Linked DNA regions of Mus musculus: regions 2 and 3 are each linked to region 1. Evidence: chromatin loops called from intact Hi-C (ENCODE). Cell type or tissue: left cerebral cortex. All regions are shown on one strand. Each heading gives the region's core, and the rest is flanking DNA. Links, peaks and the distances in the headings are about the cores only.

Region 1 (7,863 bases), core at 1,183-6,182:
GGGGGAGAGAGAGAGAGAGAGCAAGCAGAGTTTGGTTTAATACAGCATGCACAGGATATAGGATACAGTCTGCATGGTTTTATGCAGCATGTAAGAGAATATCAGAGTGTGTGTGGTTGGTTCTATGCAGCATTTAAAGGATATAGAACACAATCTGGATGGTCGGTTTTACCACAAACTTCACAGTCTCAGCCCTGGAAAACTAGAATGTTCAAATACTACAGAGTTAGAAGGAAGGCTCCATACATTAAGGCCAGGAGGGCCCTGCCCAGTCTTCCTTTCCTGCAAAGATGTGACCCAGTTTGAAGGAAGGCTCTGAGCTCTAGGAGTTGCAGGTCACATGGCAGTGGCAGGGCTGGCCAAAGGGACACTGCTGCTAACTCAGGGGCTCTTGAGGGATTCCTTGTGAAGATGAGATGCTGTCTCAGAGTGAGGCTTCTCACTGCACATCAGATGGGGAGGACAGGACAGGGCTCACAACAGAAAACAGAGCAGCGGTCGGGATGGATTCCCACAGCGTGAACTCACCAGTTTCTGACTTTTGTGTCTACATGTGGATCTTAAAAGACCCAGCGCCGGGTTTCAGCTCTTGATTCCTCAATGGCTCTCTGAGAACACTGAGAAATCAGAGAAAGGACAAGAATTACCACAAGTTGAAGTTAATCGGGAATACATAGCAACACCTTGTTATAGACAGACAGACAGACAGACAAACAGACAGACTAAATTCGTATTCCTCTCGACTCTCAGGACGGTTGTACGGTTATCATGCTTTAAAAGAAAGGCATGCTTCTGGATGCTCTCTTACTCTGAGTCCCTACCTGAAAACATTCTAACCTCTGACCCCCAAGTATTTCTCCATTTAATATGGGGATATTACAAATGTTCCAAAGCCACGTTTCTATAATCCAGGCAGTACATAGTCGTTGCTAATCTCTGGGTGATCCCAATATGCTGACAGATTTGAGAAGGACTGGTTCCTAGGCAAACTTCTGTTCCCACAGTGTCTGATGTTTTTCCTGGAGGCTCCAGGCTGAGCACTGCTGCTCCAGAGCATCTCTGTGGCACCACTGAGGATGCTGCAGCTCTGGAACAGCACGCCCATCCTCCCAATCTGCTGTAAGATTCAGGGGGGTCTTTAACCTTTGAACCCCGGGGCTAACCCTATGCTCCATTGTTGGGAGTACTTAATACACCCATGGACTAGAGCCAAAGAAAAACAACGCGAAAAATGATGATATGTAAGTGCTTCTGAAAAAGTAATCATTGAAGATGTGCACGGATGCATCACTTGGTGAAGTATTCCACTTCAGAGAAACATCTCATCGGACCAGCGAAAATAAACTAGATCCCATCGTCAGAGGATAAAACCAGACCACATACAGACCTGCTGCATTCTTCATTGTAAGGAGCACATTAAGAGCCCATCCTGTGATAAGAAACACATCCTTTCTCAGTCCCCTTTAGTTGGCTGCATGCTGCTTCCAAGGGGCATTTTATAAAGTTTATAAAACCAACTTAGATAGCTTGAAATGGTTTACAAAAATATATCATGTAAGAGTGATTATTGTGGTCTTCACACTGTTAATATGACCATTACAATTCAGAAAAAAAAAATTTCACATAGTAAATTTTACCACAATCTAGCCCTGGACAATAAGTCTGATCTCACACTTTCTTTTTTTAAAAAAAGCTCCATAAGATACTTTGCTCTTTGGGTTACCTAATTGCTTTATAATCACAGTTATGTTTCACAGTCTAACAATATGCTGGGGTTTTTTTCTCTGCTAGATTCTCATATATGAAACCTGAAAATAAGTCAGATTTAGGAAACTTTTTTCCAAAATAGTACTATGTTTCTTGTTTGTATGCTGGTTTATCTCATTAGACAGCAGTTGATTACCAATTAATACCCAATTTGCACTCATCCGGAGTAAATATAAAAAGAGAGAAAAATATCTTTTTTTGTACGTGCTCACACTTGTGGAAGCCAGCAACAACTTACTATTCACGGTCTCCAAAATGGAAAGGCAATTGAAAGGTCTGCTGGATAGTTGTTTTGGAGTCTTTTGTTTGTTTTGTTTTGTTTCCAAGACAAGGTTTCTCTGTGTAGTCCTGGCTGTCCTGGAACTCACTCTGTAGACCAGGCTGGCCTCAAACTCAGAGATCCACCTGCCCATCTCTGCCTCCTGTGGGTTGGGATTAAAGGTCTGCGCCACCATGGCCCACCAGGCTGGCTGGCTAGTTTTTATGTCAATTTGACACAAGCTAGATTATTTGGGAAGAGGGAACTTCAACTCTTGAGACCTGCCCCCAACCACACTGGCCTTTGGTGAATTTTCTAATTGATGATTGATGTCAAAGGGCCCAGCTCACATGGAAGGGAGAGGGGCTACAGTCCCTGGCTTGGTGGTCCTACATACATAAAGAAGCAAGCTGAGCCTGGCCGGTAAGAAACACTTTTCCACGGCCATGCCGGGTTTCTGCATTGAGTTCTTGTCTTGATTTCCCTCAGCGACGCAGTGTGACTTGAGAGCTGTGTGCAGAAATAAACGCTTTGGTTTGGTTTGGTGTTTAATCACAGCAATCAGCTATTTCAAATACAGCTTCTATGGGGTATCAAGTGTTCTTCCTCAGGTGTCTGCACCTACATGAAAAAGCTAGAATCTCAGATTCTCCTCACTGGAGCAGCACCATCCACAAAACACTTAGAAGCTTGTAACTGTGGGTGGCAGTGCCCCCACCACACACACACACTTAAGCTGCTAGACACCTAAGCAGGTCCAGATAGGTGCAGCACAAACAAGTGGACTTCGCTTCTTTACCCGACTACCAAAAGGAGCAAAGAACCCTCCATTCCTCTTGGGATCTTTGGGGTTATTGAAATCTTCTAGGGCTGTCTTTTGCACTGCTCACAGCCAAGCCGGCAACCTTCACCAAGGGTACACATCATTTTGAGGGCCACAGGCAGCGGCTGTTTCAACCTGGGGAGACAGACTGAGCGGGGGCGGATGGGCTTAGGCGGCACTCACAGCCCACATGCAGGATAAAAACCGTGAGGTCGAAGTGGGCGCCTGACGGGAGGGGGATAGAGGAATCACGAAATCTCCTCTTCTCGCAGGGGCCGCCCCAGTTCAGATTTATTAAGCCGCAGCTCACGTAAAACAACCACCCCCAGGTAACCCGTCTAGGCCTGTGAGGGAGAGGCTAGGGACTAGGGTGTGCGGGAGGATGGGGGGGGGGGGGGCATGAGCGGAGAAGGGGACCATTCCGAAGGAGGGGAGGGCGGACAGTCTATTACCCTCGCACCGAAGCCTCTGTCCCTTTGGGAAAGGCATGCAAAGCATATCTCACTCTATATAACCCACTTGAGCCCGACTCGGTTATCCGATGTCACCCGCGTCCCCTGGTCCCTGGGTCTCTTCACCCCTCCGCAGGACTCTTGGTTGGGTCCGGGGCGGAGCGGGGCGGGGCGGGGGGGGGCAGCGCTCCACGTGCAGCCGCGATCACCCCAGCTCTCTGCTTCTTCCGCTGCTCGGTCTCCGCCTTCAATTTGGGGCGGGGCGGGGCCTCGAGCAGGGAGGGCGTGTCTCGGGCGGGCCGTGGGCGTGAACTCGAGGGGGCGGAGCGGAAGGCGTGGGCGGGGGGCGGGGCAGCTGCAGCGTTGGTCTGGCGGCAGCAGGAGTGCTGGGAGCTGCGAGTAGGCTCGGCGCCGCTGGAGCAGACGCCGGTTGTGAGTCGGAAGCCTGGCGCTGTCGACTTTGGAGGTACGCGCGGGAGCGGGCGCCGGCCTGCTGGCCCCCTTTCTGGGACGGCGCGCCCTGGCCGCCGCTGTGCCCCCTGCTGGTCTAAAGTGCGATTCCCGGCTTTGCCGCTCTCGGCGTCTTTCTTCTTTCTCACGGGGCTCTGGGCGTCGGGCACCGGGCGGGCAGGTCGCCTCTCCGCGAGTTGGAGCTCGCCCACGCCGGGGCGGGAGGCCCGGGGCCCCCGGGCAGCCTCGGCCGCGAGGGAAGCGCGGAGCTAGGGGGCTGGGCTCTGCGTTCCTGCGCCCCGATCTCCGAGACTCTGGCTCGAGGGGTGCCTGCCTGTAGCGCCCCGTCCGTAACTAGCTGGGACGAGCCGTGAGTCCCGCGTACCCGAGCGATGTGCGGTATTGCCTGTTGTGCGCGCAGGCCGGACAGCCCACTTCGGGAAGGCACCCCAGCGCGTCTGTCCGGTATCCCCGCCAGTGCCTAGTGTGGGAAACCCTGAAGGGGGCCTTGGGGACACACGAGTCCCGGGTGCGGCCTGCAGAATTTTGGTTTCTGGAGGAACTTAACACGACCAGGTAAAGGAGACCACTAGCCTCCCCTCCGGGAAAGCGGGGATGTGGACAGCTCGGGGCCACCCAAGTGAAGTCTACAGGATTTAAACAACACTTGGAGTTCTAGAATGGCTTAGCCTGATGGTGGAGCGCTTTCTTAAAGGCAGGAATGGATGGAAAGCTGTCAAAGCAAGCACATTTAAAGTTGAGATAAAAGCTGGAACAATTTTCAGACCGTACAGTTGTGTGGCTAGTGTCGGAAGAAATTCTGGCTCAGTGGCCCCCTTACACCTTTGGGGGATTTGTTTATTTATTTATATAAGCGGCCAGTCTGTTTTGCTAGCATTGCACCCCGGGAGCTGTGTAGTGCCCACTGCGAGGAAGGAAAACTTGTGCAAGGATTCTCGGCGCGTTTGAACGTGGAAGGGAAAGCGTACCTTGCCAGATTTTCCACGCATGATTCCCCCCTTTCTTTGGACCGAGTGGTGTTTGTTTACCGGTCTTCGAAGCATCCACCTACATTTAGTTTTTGCACGAAATACCCACTGTTGCCACAGTGTGTAGTTTGGGGATTAGAGAATGCTTTTGGAGAAAACTGCTAGTGGCTTCATTTTCCAAGAATGTAAGTCATTTCCTTTCTGTGGTTTCAGGGAGTTGATATTTCACAGCATCAAAAACTCTGTGGGGAAAATTTTCCGTAATACATCTGTCATTTAAAAGGCCTGTGACTTTTGAGTTTTCTTAAGAACAGAGCATAAATTTAGGCCCGACTTTGTTGAAAGGACAAAAAGAGTTTTTGTTTGTTTGTTTTCTCTTATCCCGAATCTAGAGCATTGAGAGTGCTGTAGAAAGTTGTAACAGCCAAGACCTACAAATGGCTTGCAGGATGGAGAGTGGGGGAGGGGAAGAGAGCAGAATGGAGCAGGAAAACAGATGCCTTTTGCTTCGGTCCTTTGTAGTAAAACTTCTAGCACCTAATCATTTTCCTTGGGTGTGGTTTTGAGAAATTATAGTTTTACGTTAAAAATGAGAATACTCCACAACTGGAGGTGGTTGACATGGAAATGTGAGGGTTTTAAGGGGAGGGTATGTTTATAAACATACTCACTTAATATTTTATAGTAAAGGAGACCTCTGGTAGATTATTGGATGGCGAGGGTCCCCCCGGGGATATCCTATATCAAGTTATCTGCAGGATATCTTCTCCAGAAAGCAGACTGACTGTAATAAGAACTACCCCCCCTTTCCCCGCCCACCTACCAGCTTTGAGTGGCTTACAGAAATACCTGCGATCTGACACAGTCACAGCTCTTGCAGGGCTCAAAACATTTTGAGCCAGGCAAATCTTCTGACTTTCCCATCGCTTCCTTTTTGGGGTTAGCAGGGGTTAAGACATCAGTTTCAGATACACAGTCTGAGGGTGTAGATTTGAGATACCCCGAGCTTTACAGGAAAATACCCGAAAGCAACACGGGCAGGCTGGAAGCCCTCCTTTTAAAACAAAATGCTCCCGTATGCTATACAGGTTTTTTAAAAATCTGCCATTCAACTGGGTTGGCTGAATTGGGGGCTGTTGGAGACCATTCCACATTTAACTATGCTTATAAAGCTTTTGGCTTTCAGAACTTATGACATAATGGGCTGTGTAGCCTTTTGTGGCAGTTGCTTGGAATGCAGGTTTCAAATAGAATTGTTTTGGACAGAGTCCTCAGTTTTTAAGAGTTCTGTGTAAATGACTCCTGTCTCACAACTAAGTTTCTGATAAAAGAATTCTTTGTAGTTTTCAACTTGAATGTTTTACGTTTTGATTTCTAGAGCCGTGTTTTCTTTCTTTTTCTTTTTTTTAAATAAAACCTGCAAACAATTATTTTATTACATGAAAGCCAGTACCAAGAAGAGATTAATTCAGTCCAGATGTAGAAATGTATGTGAATTGTAGGTTTGGGTGATCTCAACAAGTTTGCCTTTTGTTGATGAGGCTGTCTGGATCCCAGATGGCATCCACAAATTATCCCATAGGCCTGTTTCTGAATTGAAGTCTGAATTTCATGGGCTTTCTCCAAAGTCGCTTTAATGTTATTTTAAATCTTCTCAAGAGTAGAAAGCTTTCTGGACATACGCAGAGAGGGCTATTTTCCTGTTATTCCTAATTGAGCCTCATAGTGACCTAGTGTAGTACATGGAGTCTGTTTCTGGATGTAAGAGCAGGAGGTATATACCCTTTAGGGTAACTAGCCTTAAAGAGGGTTGGTTTTAGTTATTTGAGTCTAGCTTTTCTTTTCTTCTCTTCTCTTTTCTTTTTTTAACGGGAGTTGGGGCAGGGGACAAACAAATTTCAGGTGTTTACAGCCTTCAATAGAATTCAGCTATAAGAGTTTGTGGCTTCAAGTTATTTTGTTGTTTGATTAACCTCAACCCTCTGCCCCCTCCTTACTCTAAACAAGCACAGTTTAAATGAGAAAATTGAATGATTGTTTTCCGAGAGTCAGGGTTCCTCTCTGCAACAGCCCTGGGCCTGGAACTCACTGTGTAGACCATGGTAGCCTTGAACTGGAAGAGAACTGCCTGCCTCTGCTTCCTCTGTGCTTGGGTTAAAGATGCCCACCGCCACACCGGGCCAGACTGATACATTTTTAACCAATCCATCAGTACTCCACACAAGCTCTGATGGACATTTCCAACCTCCTGTTTTTAGGAAGTCATTGTATGATTGTGGGGTTTGTTTTGTTCTCGTTGTTTTTGTCTTTTGATTAGTTTGTTTTGTTTTGTTTTGTTTGTTTTTTGAGAGAGGGTCTCACTATATAGCTCTCTGGCTTGTCCTGTGTAGACCAGGCTAGCCTCAGACTCACAGAGATCCACCTGCCTCTGCCTCCTAGTTCTAGGATACTAGGATGAAAGGTGTGAGCCACCACCTCTGGCTTTTGTTTGGCTACATAACAACACATTTGGTAACTTTGCTATGTTCTGGTTATGTGTGAAACATGATTTCTGTGAAGGTGTTTTATGAATAGTGAAATTTTAATTAAAGCCCATCTTCTCTAAAGCTGAGCAGGAAAAGTGGTATTGCTGGCTTCTCTGGCCAAACTCTGGATAGGGGATAGTTGAGAGGGCTTTTCAGTTTGCCCGTTGTCCTGGAGAAGGGCTTTGCTGATCTATGTAAGTAAGAAGAAACAAATTAAAGGAATAATTTAAGAGGAACTAGGTAGCAGAATATTGAGCACTGGGTTACTTGAAAAATTTAAACTTAGAAGGATAAATAGTGAAAAATCAATGCTGAAGTAGGAAGAACTTTTTATCTGAAAATAGAAATTAAAAGAATATCTTTCTAGCTGGGCAAAGGGCAAATTCGGGAATTGATGTGCCTAGGGGTCTGTATACAGCCTGGAATGAGCTGGCAATTGATTGTTGTCCTGGAAACCTTGCCTCCCTTAATGTTGATTCACCAGTTTGCTGTTAAGTGGTGTGTATGGGCTGACTGTCATTACTACTCACCCCCACCCGGCCACATCTCCTGTTAAAGAATGGAAACTTTTGTGTGTAAGTGCTAATGATTATACAGA
Region 2 (7,863 bases), core at 881-5,880, 98 kb before region 1:
CAGCTCAAGATTCCTAAAAAAGCAGGACACGGTGGTACAGCTCTGTAATCGTAGCCCTCAGGAGGTGGAGGCAGAAGGAACTCAGGTCGTCTTCTACCACATAGTGAATTTAAGGCTAGCCTCGGCTGGGACTACAGGTGCATGTCCTCGTACCCTGCTCCTTTTGTGGATGCTGAGGCTCCAACTTGGGTCCTCATGCTTTTGAGCCAAGCACCTTCCCACCTGAGCCATCTCCTCACCCATGGGGCCAAGAGTGGTGTTGAAAGACTTCCTTTGTCCTTTGTCATGATGATCTGAAGACAAGATCCTTCAGCCATGCAGATTCTCTTCCAGCACCAGAGCTGTTTCTGCCTGTCTCTGACTGTCCTTCAGACCCCTACATCTTAGGCCAGGCCCTGCTACCCACAACCAAGAAACAAACTTGCCCTGTCTCAATGGGTAACTGAATGGTAGGAATTATCATAATCCAGAAGGTTTTATTTTTGGGTCACTATCTCCTTTAGCTTCAGCACTTTGGAACGTGTTTTTAAGCACATACAACTTTTATAATAATTTTCTTGAAAGATGACATAGAGTCTTAGGTTTCCTGTAAAAGAAAGATTGACCTAAAATACAGAGGATTAGAAGAAAACAAAAGATCAGACACCATAATAGCAGACACAAAGAACCAACATTAGGCATTTTGGTGAATAGATTATGAAATCTTTATATAAATGAACATATAAAAAATGTACTACATATGTATGAACAAATACATATATTGTGGGGCCTATTAATATATCATGGGATGCCTGCTATGATATTTTATGTATTTGTGTATATGTAGACCTTGCTTTGGCTTTTGTTAGTTGGCCTAACAGAGGACCACATGGGACTATTCCTATTTACCCTTAACTGTTATGTTCTCAGGAAATACCAGAAATAATTTATATATGCAATAAATGGAATGTTTTCATCATTTTATAAGCCCCTTTTTAATCTGATAATCCCCCCCCGTGCTATTGATTCTAAACCAGTGTTTGAACAAGGTAATGCCTAGAATATGGTTTAGCGTATCATGATGCATAATTAATATGTGGAATCAATGAGTAAATTTTAAGTTTTCTAATTGAGTTTCCTGTAAATGGAGTAAGTTTAGTGATAAATCGCTGTCGAGGATGGCAGGTGGGTCTTTACTGGCGTTGGCTGGTGGACTCTCCCCTGCAAGCTCTTCAGATGACCTACAGATCTGATGTTGGTATCCTGATTCCACACTGCATTCTGACAGGTATTTTTCCTTTTGTAATTCTGAGATCCTGGGTACAGTGTTTTCAGGGTCCAGAGAAGCATCAAGAAGGATGCCAAGTGCCCTTGGATCTCTGCCAGTGTGCATAGACCTTGGTGGTTCTAGGTGACAAGCAGGAATTCCACATGTGGAGTTCACTGGGCATGATGCAGCTATAAACTTGCTGGGATCCTTCTGCAAGCCTGGATTGCCCACCTGCTTCCCAAGGGCAGCCACTATTAAATTTCATTCAAGTCACAATATAAGGCCCTGGAGTACAAGATCTCAAAGAAGCCAACTGTTAGATAATGTAGATGAAAGTCCTGATTCTGAAGTAATGGAAACTAACTTACTTTAAAATGTAACAGCACAAAAACCAAACAAAATTCACACAGGAACATTGTGCCTCTGGGATAGACCAGGAAGAGGTTCATATTGCCTACGAGATGGCAGGGACCTGAATACCAGATGTGAGACTGCTTTGCCATAAACAAGGGACACAGACTTCCAATCTCCCAGACCTGGATCTTCAGTGACTCCTGCAGGAAGTCACAGGTCTGCAGACATCAATTCTGCTAGGTGATTATCATTAGGGCAGTTCAAAGAAAAGACGGCCATTGGCTAGTAGACCTATATTATTAATAACTTCTGTTTCTATAAAGATCTCCTGAAATAAATTGCTAAATTATCATCCCTTAGAACTCTTCTGGAATTCAAAGTCTCTACTGTCTCTAATGGCAACCAATGTCATCAACAGACAAATCCTAAATGATGGGAAATGTCATTTTAGGATAATAGTATTAATAGTCTTCACAATTGTTATTAAAATATATTCTTTCCTAAAAATGTCCTTAACTGTGCAGAATGGCAACATGACTTTTATCACATAGGGTTACATCAAGATGAAAGCAAGAGATTATGGGATCCTTGATAACCAACAGCAAAAAGAAACACAGGACATCTTCCTTATAGTTTAAATTACTTATGAAGAAAGCAGATGGCTAGTCACTCTTAATGGTTCAGCATTCACAACTATTTGGGATGGTTGAAGGATGACTGACAAAGTCACTGCCCAGGAAAATTTTTTTATTTAAATTTAAAAGACAGAGAATAATAAATAAGACAACCATAAGAAAAGAGGCATGGGGGAGATGCATCCCCCAAAAGGTTACATTCAATGAAATGGCTGCTTGGGGAACATTGTATATATCTGAATTTGCTTTCAATACTGAGCTGGTAGGGTTCTCTCTGGGACTATTAGGTTTCAGGTCAATTGGGAGGCCAGAATATGTACATTCTCCACAGTAGAACAGGATCGGCATCCAGGAAACTTTCAGGAGTTCACCTCTTGGGAAACCTGGGAGACGTTAAGAGGGAAAGCATTTGAATGTGGACTTTTGTGAATTCTACACAGCCACACAGAATCCTGCTAGAGTGAGGCAGGAAGGGATGATTTCCAACAGATAAACTCCAATCTGAGCATGAGTCGGTAGGTACACAAGGTAAGGCCTTGGCCGACCCTAGCCCACACCCTCAAAGGTTTCAGGAACCCTGGGAACCCCATGTGATTTTAGGGCGTGCCTGGAGCAGTTGGATGGGTTTACGGATGGATATTATTGAACACTTTCTCTTTGAAATGATGTGTCTGGTAATTAGATTCTCTTTTTTTCTTCATTTTTCTAAAAGCCATCTATTCATCCAAGACATCCTCAGTGTGTATATTCTACCTGGGTTAGGAACAAGAACAGGATTATCTGTCTGTTTATTGCCACCGTGACCAAGCACCTGACAGAAGTCGCTTAAGGGAGAAAGATTTATCTTGCTCACGGTTTCAAAGGGCTGCAGTTCATGGCTTCCTGACTTCCTACAATTGAACGAAAGCGCATGCCAGGGGTAAGGGTTTGTGGATGGGGACCAAGAAAGAGATTGGAGACCAGGTATAACCTTCAAAGGCGTGCCTCCCCCAGTGACCTTCATCCTCCCCCACGATATGTCCCCTAAAGTGTCTACCACTTCCCAAGATAGCACTGGCCTCTGGGGACCAAGCATTAGTCTGTGGGACATATTTCACATTCAACTCATGATCAGTAACGCCCAGACACGAGATCCCCGTGTCCTGGAGGAGCTTGCAGTCTATTGGACACTTGGATTAAGCATTTTTCCAGATGGTGAATGCTTATAATTGGGATGGAGCTGTGGGCGAGGTACTTATTTCATGCCCATTCTTCACGCCCTCTCAGCCTCACTCCCTTAGACAGTCACTGGAGTGACAGCTCGTTCCAGACAAGCTCTGGTCAGCTGCTCAGAGGTATAATTTATCAGCCCTTGGCCTCAGCCCATAGCAGTGTCATGCTTCCTGCCCCAGACCCCACTGATGCTGAAGTGTGAGAACCTGAAGAGAACTCACAATTATCCAGCCTGGAGGTGGTGGGGGTGGGTAAATTAATACCCATGGGGCCACCTTTCTTTGGTGTACTGAGGCTGATAAATTAGTGCCTCTTCCCTTTAGTCTCTGAGTGGTAAACGCCAAGGTGATTTCAACAGACTCCTCAACATGTCTCTTAGGGACTGACAGAACACTGGCTACCAACAGTACTTTCTCTGGCCCTCTCCTCGTTTTGTTTCTCTGCTCCGCCCACTCTGCTCCATGAGTTGGTCCCAAAATAAACTCCCTTTATGTAAGCCTTCTTCAGGCTCTTCAGAGGCCTCACCCTAGGAGAAATATGTAAAGGTTCTGAAAAGGAGTTGGGCATGGTGCGTTCTGGCTGTCATGCCTGTACTTGGGAGGCCAAGGGAAGATCAGGAATTTAAATCTATCCTTAGCTACAGGGTGAGTTTGAAGCCAACCCATACTACATGAGACCTTGTCTCCATAAAACGAATATTTTAAGAATGTGTGTGTGTACAAGTGTGCTCATACACACACACATGAGAAGGCTCAACCTTAGATGTTTGTGTGTATACATTTGCAAACATGCACATGTATGTAAAGGCTAGAGGTCAACTTTGAGTATCATTCTTGAGGCTCAGGCCCTCTTGCTGGCCTGGGGCTTGGTGACTAGGCCAAGGATGCATGTCTCCATCTCTCAAGCACTGACTGATCTTGTGAGCGAGTACAGCCATGCCATGCTTTCTCACAAAGACTCTGGGGATCTGGGCCAGGTCCTCATAAATGTATAGCAAGAACTTTCCTGGTTGAGCAATCTCCTCAGCCAGGAAACTCAACCAGAACTGTGAAGGAATGTCTTAGTCCATGCCCAGCTTTACTAGACCCTCTTCATGTTAGCCCAAGTCCCTTTCCCTTTCTTCCCTTTGAAGAGAATCACAGTCTTAGTTAATATACACCTCTCAGGGAGAGGATATAGTCTTTCTAGTTGAAACCATTTAATTATCGATGACTGATTTAGGGGCGAGCATATGATTCAGCTGAGACTGAGAACTCTAAGAGAAGGTCTGCTAGAGGTTCCTAGAAATGTGTTTCTCTTAGTGCCTATGACTGTCTGTACGTGGATTTGTGCCTAATCCTGTGTTGGTGTCATGTCATCAGGAGGGTGTGCAGTCAGGCATATGATAAGGCCTGCACACTGAGATAGCACAGCCCAAAGTTGATTTGGGGTAGTTTTGTTAGCCTACTGACCTGACTACATTTTCCTTGTGGTTTCCAGTTGAGCTTTATAAACTATTGGATTGTTTGTTTATTTTTAAAGATTTACTTATTTTATATGAGTACACTGTAACTGTATTCATACACACACCAGAAGAGGGCGTTGGATCTCATGGTTGTGAGCCACCATGTGGTTGCTGGGAATTGAACTCAGGACCTCTGGAAGAGCAGTCAGTGCTCTTAACTGCTGAGCCATCTCTCCAGCCCATTGAGCTGCATTTTCTGTTACTATGAAATGGCCATATTCCCCCCAAGGGCCAGTACTACAACCACAAGTCTCAGCCCAGAGTCTCTGCCAAGGATAGACAGAAGCAAGATTTTTCTATTTGTTTCCAAGAGAGAGAATCTCCTAAGGCCTTCTTTTGCCGGAAGCTTTTTCTAATGTCCTTTGGCTTTGAAACATTGCCTACAGTGGAGAGCTAAGAGAGGGAAGGAGTGTGGGTCACCCGAAGGATGAGGGGCAGGCTTTGTGCCCGTGCAGTAGGAAGAAGAAGAATGGAATCGTGAGATCCTTTAGGAGAACAGGCTTCCGCCTCGACGTCAAAGCTGCAGCCAACTGCCCAGGTGTTGCTTTCAGACATGTGGCTGGTTCTAGAACAGGGGTGGAAATGCACAAGATTAATCAGAGTATTCTCTGAAGGCAGACAGCAGCAAAGGACTAAAATAAAACAGAAACATACATAAATAAACATAAATAAAGCAGCACTGAAGTGTCAAAGAGATGAAGGGGCCACTGCGGCAGCTCCCAGCGCTGAGCCTGTAACGTGAGGGAAAACAAATGAAGTCATCTTTGGATTATAACCTAAAACAGGAAATTAGTATTTAAGACTCCACAGTACATAAATGCACCATTTGCTAAATAAATAAATCAGGAGGCAAGGAACAAGTTTTGCTTCAAAACTCCTTTAGTTGATACAGATTCTCTGCCTCAAAGAAATGGTGTTTAAGTCCCGATTTTTCCTGTGAGGATTGTAAACAGTGAGGGCAACAGAGAGAATGAAAAGCTAACAAAGTTACAATGGGTGAGCACTGCAAACACCGACCCAGCCAGGGGTCAGGGGTCAAGGTCAGCATATACATTCTTGGAATGCTCTGATGTAAGAGTCACGGGCCGAGTCTGTGATTGTCCCTGAACCAATAACCAGGGCCTAGTCACAAAGAAAACAGCAGATGAGGCCCCGCTTTCTACAGAGTACTTGCCTAGTACTTCTCAAATGATTATTAAGGCCACTCAAAGTCCAAGAAACTGTCCTAGCCCGCAGGAGGCTTATAAGGTCATAATAAGAAGTAATCATAGTCCAGCACCCCGTGAGGGATCCTGGGACACAGGGTGTTATGTAAAAACCAAGGAATCTGAAAAAAGACTTGACCCAGCTTAGTAACTACACTGGTTACTTTAACGCTGCAGTGACTATAATTACCTGACAGAAACAACCCAAGAGGGAAGATTTTCTTTGGGCTTATAGCTTCAGGACAAGCAAGGCTGGGGGTAGGAGTCTGGAAGAGGGTGCTTACTGACATCCTGTCAGAGAGAAGCTGACACCAGGATCCTGTGATAACTGCTGAAGCTGCACCCTGAGTGACTTCCTTTAGCTAGGCTCTACCTTCTAAAGCCATGGTTCTCAAACCTGTAGATCGCAACCCCTTTGGGGCCGAGCGACCCTTTCACAGGGGTCCCCTGAGACCATCAGAAACCATTTACGTCACGATTCATAACAGTAGCAAAATGGCAACTATGAAGTAGCAGCAAAAATAACTTCATGGTTGAGGGTCACCACAAGGCATGGAACTGTATTAAAGAGTTGCAGCATTAGGAAGGCAGAGAACCACAGCTCTAAAGCCTGCCCTGTCTCCAAAAAGAGAACCGCTCACTCCTGGGAAGAACACACCTGAAACACGAGCTTATGGGAGAGAATCCAGACTCGAACTGTAATATGAATTTGATTATTATTGGTTTGTTCACTCAATGAATGGGACAGCAATATGGACCTATTGAACCTGTGGCCATTACCTGACAAAACCTACTCTCTGAGCTTTCTAGTGGAACAAGAGATCTTCAGATATTTGTTGGGAAATATGTAGTCTCTCCAGCACTTGTGCTGTTCAGATCTGCTTAAATAATATGGAAATGTAGTGTTTTGAATGATAGCAATTAATGTATACGCATAAATATACAATTCAGTTCAGACCAAATTTAGACCAAATGTTATGTTTTAACTATTATTGCCTCAGTAAACATATAATGATTGCCTACTGTGTGCCAAGAGCTACTTCAGCTACAAGCGTTTTGTTTTCACAGGTGCAAGTGGGAGACCTGCCTTCAGAGCCAATTAATTCCAAGGACTTCCAAGTCTGTAGGTTTCATTAGATACCAATGCAGGCCAAAAAGGCAACACAAACTAGGACTGACCCATTAAAGGCAAGAGACCCCAGCTGGTGCTGCTGTTGCCTTAATTATACGCTGGGTTCCGTATACTTCCTATGTAATCTCTGAGATCCTTGGGTGATTTGTTCAAAGGTTGGAGGGAGAGCAACACAGAGGCAATTTATAATCAGCCCCTGCTTTGATGTGGTCATCTGTACACACCTCAGCTACTCAGAAGCTTCTCCAAAGCCAGGGCTAAGTGCTATTTACCTTTCTCTCTCCCGTGTAAATACCAAAGGCTTGCGTGCGCATGTTCAATACAGTTGATGAATGAATTAAACACAGTTTACTTTTGGTACTCCTATGACCTAAGAGGAGGCTCTGCCTAAAAACCACTACTTACTTAGAACATAGCATGGTCATTGTTAGATCCCCTTCCCGGCAAACACCAGTGATAAAATAAAGATTTTGTTAAGCTCAACAGATTTGTGTACTTGAATGTACGGTGTTCTTTTCTTTGTACCACTGTTGAATAATTAGATTATTTCTTTCGCTCACAAGTGTGAAAAC
Region 3 (7,863 bases), core at 881-5,880, 320 kb before region 1:
CAATCACACTCCTTTTAGCAGCCACCGCCTCTCTGGATACTGTGATGATGGGTTCCAGCCTCTGGGTACCATCCCCATGGTGCTGCTGTCCAGCAGCTTCTCCTGTCCTTCAGGAGCCTACATCCAACATCTGTGCCCCCCTTTGATCTGGGCTGTAACACCGAAGCTTTGCTTCTGGACCCTGCTGCTTTTTCACACCCCTTTCCAGTTTTGTGTGTGTGGTGCATGTGTGTGCACGCGCTTGCAAACACTTTACACATTCAGATTCTACTCCCCTGCCAATTTTATCAAGGTGAGAAATAAGGAGCAGTGTGTATGAGAACTGCATAATGGGATGCATCGACTTGGCCATGCTGGCAGCACAGTTGGGTAGCATCACATACATTCACCGTGCATCTAATCTCCAGGACTGTTCTCTCTCACAACTCCGAACCTGAACCCATCAAACACCTCCTGTGTGTTCCTTCTAGGCCCTTAGCCATCAATCTGTGGTCTAGATCTACTAATGTGGCTACTTTTCACATGTAATAGAAAGCTCCCCAACCATTTAAAATGAATCCTTCTACCTACTTTTTCTTATTTATAAGTGGTGTGGTTTCTGTTTTCTTGATTGATTGGTTTCTTAGGCTAGGGGGTGATGACTACTTCCTGTTGTTGCCAGTGCCCAGTTGTCTTACCATTCTGATAGTCTGTTCCTACTTTGTGCTCATATTATCTAGTATTGAGATTCATGTTGTCTGGTTTGTCTTTGGAGTAGTCCTGTCTTTTAATAATTTCCAGCTAAATACTTGGAACGTGCCATCGGATTCACCCAATTCTTGCTGCGTTCATGACAGATGAGCTTATGGAACTGTTGGGAGAGAGGATTAAATCAAGTTGACGTGATAGCAAAGCTGAAAGTTCTATGAACTCAAAAACACTGTATAGTATTACCATTATTATACCATTAACACTGTATAGTATTACCATTATTGGTGGTGGTGGCATTCCAGATGAAACTGTATTGGAGGCTCTCCATGTTCCCAATGTCCCTGGAGGCATCAATGTCTGCAAGAGAAGAATAACAAACAACCAAATAGCTACAGCTTTCATTTCAACAGACCCTTTGTGACAGAAAGAAAAGCTAAGATCAGAACCCTGTCTCCTGTCCAAGAGAGGATGTGGGGAAGTTAATTAAAAGTCCATATTCATATTCTCAAGTTAATGTAGGGGAAGAGGCCAGAGTGTCTGTGTCCTTACATGATACTGGCTCCGGCTTCACCAAGCAGGCTCCAATCCAATTTGTCAGTCCCAGCACTCCAGTGACACGTAAATGTCCTCACTTAAAATGAAAAATAAAGTTGCTTTTCCAGAAGAGTAAGAGACTGGAAAATCCCTGACCACCAGCCAGCTTATAAACACCAGGAAACCCAGTCCTGGTCAGGAGTTTCCCTGGCAGGGAACAGGGGGTCCCTGACTCTTTCGGAAGATGTCTTCCCCTCCAAGGGAGTGAAGGATGAAAGGAGAGGCAATGAATCCTCCAGGAGTTGTGTTTCACTCAAGGATCATACGACAGTGTGGCAAGAGGTGGATATTGTGAATGAACCCAGTGAGGAGGACCCTGTTTTTTTCTTGCATGGTGGTTTGGTGGTTTGTGCATTTTGAAAAACTATTCAACACCAACTTCTGCCTGAAGACCAAACAATGTCTAGGTGAGAAATTAAGGGGTGTCTTTAGCAACTGTTAATGGGAAACCTAGATCTCCTGGGCAGGAATTTTCTTCCTCCAAGGCTGGATTGGTCTCTTTGAATTCAGGTAGAACCAAGCATCTTTAAAAAAAAATCTTTAAGTACATGAATGCTGTGATGAGATGCAATAAGACACAGGCAACGTAAGTCCTCAGATGTCCATGGAGTGTATAAAATTCAAGAATGCATTTGCAGGATCTGTGTCATCCAATGAGTAGTCATTAAATGGAGCATCATCCATAAACAGGTTTCCTTCAACTTCAAGTAGTGCATAGTTAATTCTTTCCACCATGAAGAGTAGTTTGTGATGAGGGACTCTTTAGGGGATCTTAACAAGTTTCTTGTATTTATGGGATGTCTCTTTCCACAGTGGTCTTGAAGTCATAGATTAGAGAAGACAAGAGTTGGAAGGCTAGACTTGTTTTTCCACCTCCATCCCTTCCCCCATATTTTCATCGGCAAAAGCAGTCTTTCTCCCTCCTACTACTCAATGAAAGTATGATAAAAAGGAGAAGGGATTGTATCATGAGCTCATAGTACTAGCTTTGACAGCTGAAATATGAGTCATCCACCTGCTTTAGCTTTTAAATCACTAGAAGAAAAAAGACGAGAAACAGGCAGACAGACAGACAGAGATAATTTCATGAAGGTCATGATAAAAAGATACACTGTAGATGAGTAGGTCAGAGTGGCTTTAAGCTCCTTTAAGATAGAATAATGGATGATGGAGCGATGGCTCAGTGGTTTAGAGCACCGACTATTCTTCTAGGAGACCTGAGTATGATTCCTAAAACCCATATGGTGGCTTACAACTATCTCTAATGACTTCAATCTCAAGGGATCTGACATCCTCTTCTACCCTCTATGAATACCAGGCACATACATACTCACAGACATATATGCAGGCAAAATACTCATACTCATAAAACAATAATATTTTTAAAAGATACAATAATGGAGATGGGGCATGAGATAGAGACAAATGATAGAGCACATGCCTAGCACACGAAAGACCCTGAATTTACTCCCAATGCTGCAGAAACAAACAAACAAAGACAAACTAATGAAAACAAGTAATAACATTGCAGGAAGGGGCAGGGATACTCATTTACCATTATCCTAGTCTTAGTTGGAGTTATTTTCTTCTACAGCTTTGTTGTGACCACTAGTTGGCTACAGCATTAGCGTGCAGGCAGGATTATTGAATTGAGCCACATTTGAGTGATTCTAGAATGTACATTTTTCTCCTCTCAGTATCTCTGGGGATATATTGATGGTGATGGCCAGGTTCAGGGAGTATGCAGTTGTTAGGAAGATAGTCATAGCAGCTTTTGTTGTCATCCCTTCAGCTGAACTGAGTGCATCTAGAGGATAGTAGAATTAGGGTTCAATTGCCATTCAGAAGGTCCTCAGAAAGACTAAACCATGGTTTGACAGTGAAGAGAAGAGTATCACTTCCCTTGAAACAGAGAGGCGGGCTTTCATTTGATGTCTGTGAAGCAGATATGCATGCTCTGAGAAACGACCATATCCGAAAGCTTCCCCAACTCTAAACTAGGAAGAGCCAGCCATCCCTTAGGTAGATGAGGCTATTGCTAGGTATGCAAAAAAGGGTTGGCTATCACAAACCCAACTGCAGAAACTGTTTGCATCCCAGTTAGTGAAACCTGCAAGCAAGCAGAAGGTGGTGTGACTGGAGGAAGCGTCTTATCGTGAAGGTTAAAAGAAAGTTGTTTTCATTTCTCATTTTTGCTTTTGTTTGTTTGTTTGTTTGTTTTTTGGTGGTATATGAGAAAGTATGTTTTACACACTATAGAAAATGGTGAAATGCAGTATTACACTATCCAAGGAGCCATCACCATCTCTATAGAAAAATGATAACAGTCCCTTTACTGAGAGCCACCTCTGCTGAGACTGACTGCAGAGTTAGCCCATGGTTACCCACACAGTGTGAGAGCAGGGACATCTTGCATACCTACAATCCTTTGCATCTGCTTCACCAATGTGAGAACCTGTCCTCCTCTTAGACATCAACTCGACATCCACAAAGGATCAAACAAACAAACAAACTTATAGATCTTGATTTAAGCAAAGGACGTTGAGTTTCAGGATACTTCTTAGAAAGCAGCCAAACCAACCTGTATTTCGCAAAAGTCTATCAGCTGCAGTACCTCACAACATACAGAACGTGACTTAAAGCAAATCTGACTGGTAAATATTTAATTATCTCCAAGATTACACCTTTAAATTTGCCAAGAATGATTATTTCATGAACATCTTAAATTCTGTATAATCAATTATTAATGTCTCTAAAATAACAAAACCACTTGGCGTTAATAAAAGCACCAGCGAATTAAATGTTGCAAATGTCCACATCTCTGCCACATTTTAAAGAAGCAGAACGGGAAGAAAGAGAATACTGATGAATTTGTCTTACTCAGCCCAGCCAACATACCCCGACTGTCCTTCAGGTAGATAAAAATGCTGTAGACATTTCTCCAGCATGTGTATCATAATTATTAATCTGGGCTCCCGGGCACAGTGCCATGAGTTGGTTCCAAAAGGCTTTGTATCTCTGCAGTCATATGGGAAGTCTTGGGTAGCATAAACTATGTGATGCTAGGATGAAGGCTAGACTCTCGGGGCTGTAGATATATTAAATGTGCTCATATTTCAAAGAAAGATGGGATCCAGGAGCCATTAGTGAATATTTGGGTCTGCTGTCTCCTTAGCCCCTCTCAGATAATGAGCACTACCTCGGTGAATATTTTGCTCTAGCAGGAGGCTGGGCATAGAGCAGTGACAACTGACAAGGAGACCTGTGAGTGAAAAGACACTTAGAAAATTGTGTTTTGGTTCTGCCGTGGTTTGTGAATAGGCAGCCAAAATGTCCCTGCTCAAAATAAACAAAGCAAAATCCATTGCATTTCTGTGCCATTCAAGCCTAGCCTGGAACATTGAACTGTGTTTTTAAGTGACAAAGACCAGGCCCAAGCTATTTAGTTGTCCTATCTCTCTAACTGGGCCAGAGATACTCTGTGTGTGATAAGATTGGGGTTTCAAAGGCTGCTCCCCAGGCCTCTGTCACTGTTTGGAGTCAGCTTTTGTTCAAGAGCTTGTGCCTGGAGCATGCGCATTGGTTGTTTGTCAGGCAGTCTCTGGTAGGGTCTTGGAGTTGGCTTTTGCTACTGAGTAACTGCAGGTGATTTTAAGAAAGGAGTTGTAAAGAATTTGGTACTCCAAATGTTAAAGAGGATGAACACATAGACATATGATGAAGAGAATGATAAATGAAGTGAAGTGAGGAAATGGATGTGCTGTTTCTCGAATGTTCTATCCTTCCTGTGTTCAGTCCGCTGGATCTGCGTCTTTGGCTTATCTACTAAGAATGGCCTGAGAAAAGAGTCCCGGAGCCTTTAGCCTCCTTGGAGATGGGTTGCAGGGATTATAGCTGCTTGGAAGTCCCTGTTCCCCACTACCACCTCTGCATTAGCATTTCCTTCTAATAAGGAAAATAATGTGATATCTGAGCCAAACCCATAAGCAAGATTTGTGTGCCAAGCTGTGCTTTTCCAAGCCCCTGACCCTATGAGGGCCCGGAAGAAGAATGTCTGTAGCAACAGCTCTGAAGCCTTCCATCTTGGAAGAGGCAGAGAGGCAGAGTGGAAGAGTAATGGCCCGAGGATTCTAAGTCATTTAGCGATCCATTTATTCAGCAAATACCTGCTTGCCTACCACCTACTCAGCACTGTATTAGGATTCAAGGGGATATGAGACACAGTTCCTATCCTTGAGAGGGTCTCATGGTTTTCAGAGTAGATCTGAAATTTCTACAGGAGAGAGGATTGGATCTTGCTAGCTGGAGAGATGGCTCAGTGGTTAAGAACACCCTCTGCTCTTCCAGAGGTCCTGAGTTCAATTCCCAGTAACCACATGGTGGCTCACAACCATCTGTAATGAGATATGATGCCCTCTTCTGGTGTGTCTAAAGACAGCTACAGTGTATTCATATACATAAAATAAATAAATCTTTAAAAAAAAAGAAACAGAGAGTGACAGCTACATTCTTTTGGTGATTCACTATTGCATAGTGGTAGATAATCTGTTTATTTAAAAACTAATGGATATGCTGAGTGGTCAAAGAAACATCTACCCACCTATCTGACATAACACCCAGTCTCTTGATTTCTACAAAAGTGTGGATCGAATCCCTTTTAAATATCTATCAGTTGGTTGTTTATGATATTTGTAAGTGTTGAGAGGCGTGTGGCATCGTGAGGGCTCATAAAAGGATACCTGGTTCAGGGATGGACTTAAAGCAGATATTTCTTAAGCAAGTAACTCCAGCTGAATAAGAGAATAAGAGGAACGTGGACTGAGCACTGGGATGGGACCTTGCCAGGAAGACTGAAGCCTGGGAATGTGGTCCAGCAAGGTTAGAAAGAAACAGATAAGCCCTGTGTAGGTTTTCTTTCTGCTTATTGTACGTGATCTTGAGACATGTTCTCATCTACAAAGGACTCAACCCGACAAGGTTGTAGCAGGTATGAAGAACTGTCTTGTAAAATGTAACTTTATAGAAGCAAATTATCATGGGCTGCAATGTCTGGAAACTCTTATTTCCTCTCCTGAAAATTGTCAGATGGTTTTGGTTCCCACTTGGGATACCCTCAGCCACTCAGAAAGCCTTCTGTGCTAATGGAAGCTGGAATATGCACCCTGTTACTGGTCTCCAGATGTCCTGTCCAGGGTCTCCTGTAAACTCAGCCAGAAATGCATGCCTTTCTGTAGCCTGTAGGCTCCTGAGAAGGAGCAGCCTTTCTGATTTCTGGGGGCACCATCACTTGGATTTATTCTCTCCATTTTTTTCAGGCTCAATGAATTCTAGCACTTGTTTTCTTTTGATTTCTTGTTTGACAGCAGCAGCCCATATTTAGATAAACATCCATTTTTTAAAAATAATCCATTAAGTCCACATTAATAAAATCTGTAGACACGAATGGGTTGACATTGCCTTTGGTGGTAGGTGGCTCCACCAAAAATGGGATTGCATCTCATATTTGCATGAATTTTGCATATCAATTCCAAATGGTTCTGAAATGCCCAACGGAGACTCTGGATTGAGATGAGACCTGTGCTCATCCTGCCTGTGTCATCTGCCCTCAGGCAGAGTTTCTAGACTGAACATGGTATCTGCCCCCAAAATAGAATTTCATCTCTGCAAGAGTTCACAAGCATCTCCCAATGCACACCTGTGTTTCCACATTAGCACTCCTTACTTAATGAAGGAGGCATAGGAAAAACTCTCTGGGCCCCTGATACCTAATGTTGGCCATTGTATCCACATGCTGTGGCTTTAGTCCAAGAGATGTCCATGTCCATTCCTGCTATATACCCTGTACCCTCTCTCTGGCAGGACAACCAGGGCAGGGGGCAGGTTCTGCACATGGTCTACTCTACTCTATGAGAAAACAGATTTTAGAGGAATTATCTTAGCAGAGACCATTTGCCAGGGGGTATCTTTGCAAATAAAATTAAGAAAAATACTTTTCTTGACCTTGTAAGGTAGAGAGTGGCAAGAAAGAAGACTTAGGAAAACCTCTGTGGTTGGTCAATGGACTGTTTCTGCATGAAGTCTGTGAATGAGTCGTAGGGCTTTGGATGTCATTTTCTTCGCTTAGAAAGTGAGGTACCAGGGGCTAGAAAGATGGCTCGGCAGTTAAGAGCACTGACTGCTCTTCCAGAGGTCCTGAGTTCAATTCCCAGCAACCACATGGTGGCTCACAACCATCTGTAATGGGATCCGATGCCCTCTTCTGGTGTGTCTGAAGAGAGCGACAGTGCACTCACATACATAAAATAAATAAATAAATACTAAAAAAACAAAAAACAAAAAAGAAAATGAGGTACCTTAGTCAGAATCTGCACGGCTTCTGGGGTCTCTTAGCTCCTAAAGCATGACGTCTTGAGCTATAATGTGCGCACAACTCACTTAGAGATCTTGTTAAAGTGCACTGTGATGGGCAAAGGTTTAGAGCCTATGGTTCTGCATTCCTAACAGGCTCCCGTGTGATGGAGAAGATGCTGGACAACATTTGACTTGCAAGGTTTTAGAACCCTATGAACCCTTCGATCC

The links. Hi-C counts contacts between places; a loop is a spot of excess contacts. Peaks named below come from ENCODE experiments on the same cell type or tissue, not always from the same donor. Only the 100,000 strongest peaks of a DNase experiment are listed, where the experiment ranks them.
Region 2: a loop joins it to region 1, with 7 times the contacts of the local background. A loop is called at or near these places in 6 of 42 quality-filtered maps.
Region 3: it touches region 1 in a loop (6-fold over the local background); 15 of 42 quality-filtered maps call a loop at or near these places.

Annotation. Positions count from the first base shown.
Region 1 is chr12:70,821,807-70,829,669 of GRCm38, forward strand. Frmd6 (FERM domain containing 6) reads left to right here and starts at 3,708. Exons shown (of 14, transcript NM_028127.3): 1 at 3,708-3,767. In left cerebral cortex, for the core only: a CTCF peak has its summit at 3,825 (motif pointing left); DNase peaks (open chromatin) are centred at 3,122, 3,628, 4,229, 4,664 and 2 more places; H3K4me3 peaks cover 3,761 bases; H3K27ac peaks cover 3,841 bases.
Region 2 is chr12:70,724,158-70,732,020 of GRCm38, forward strand. It overlaps Gm40437 (a long non-coding RNA gene), which reads right to left. Exons shown (of 3, transcript XR_872802.2): 3 at 5,135-5,519. Among named protein-coding and RNA genes, the nearest start is that of Gm40437, 14 kb to the right of the region's middle. In left cerebral cortex, for the core only: no CTCF peak of the experiment used is centred there; DNase peaks (open chromatin) are centred at 3,477 and 3,906; H3K27ac peaks cover 2,150 bases.
Region 3 is chr12:70,501,897-70,509,759 of GRCm38, forward strand. No RefSeq gene overlaps it. Among named protein-coding and RNA genes, the nearest start is that of Gm32219, 30 kb to the right of the region's middle. In left cerebral cortex, for the core only: no CTCF peak of the experiment used is centred there; no DNase peak of the experiment used is centred there.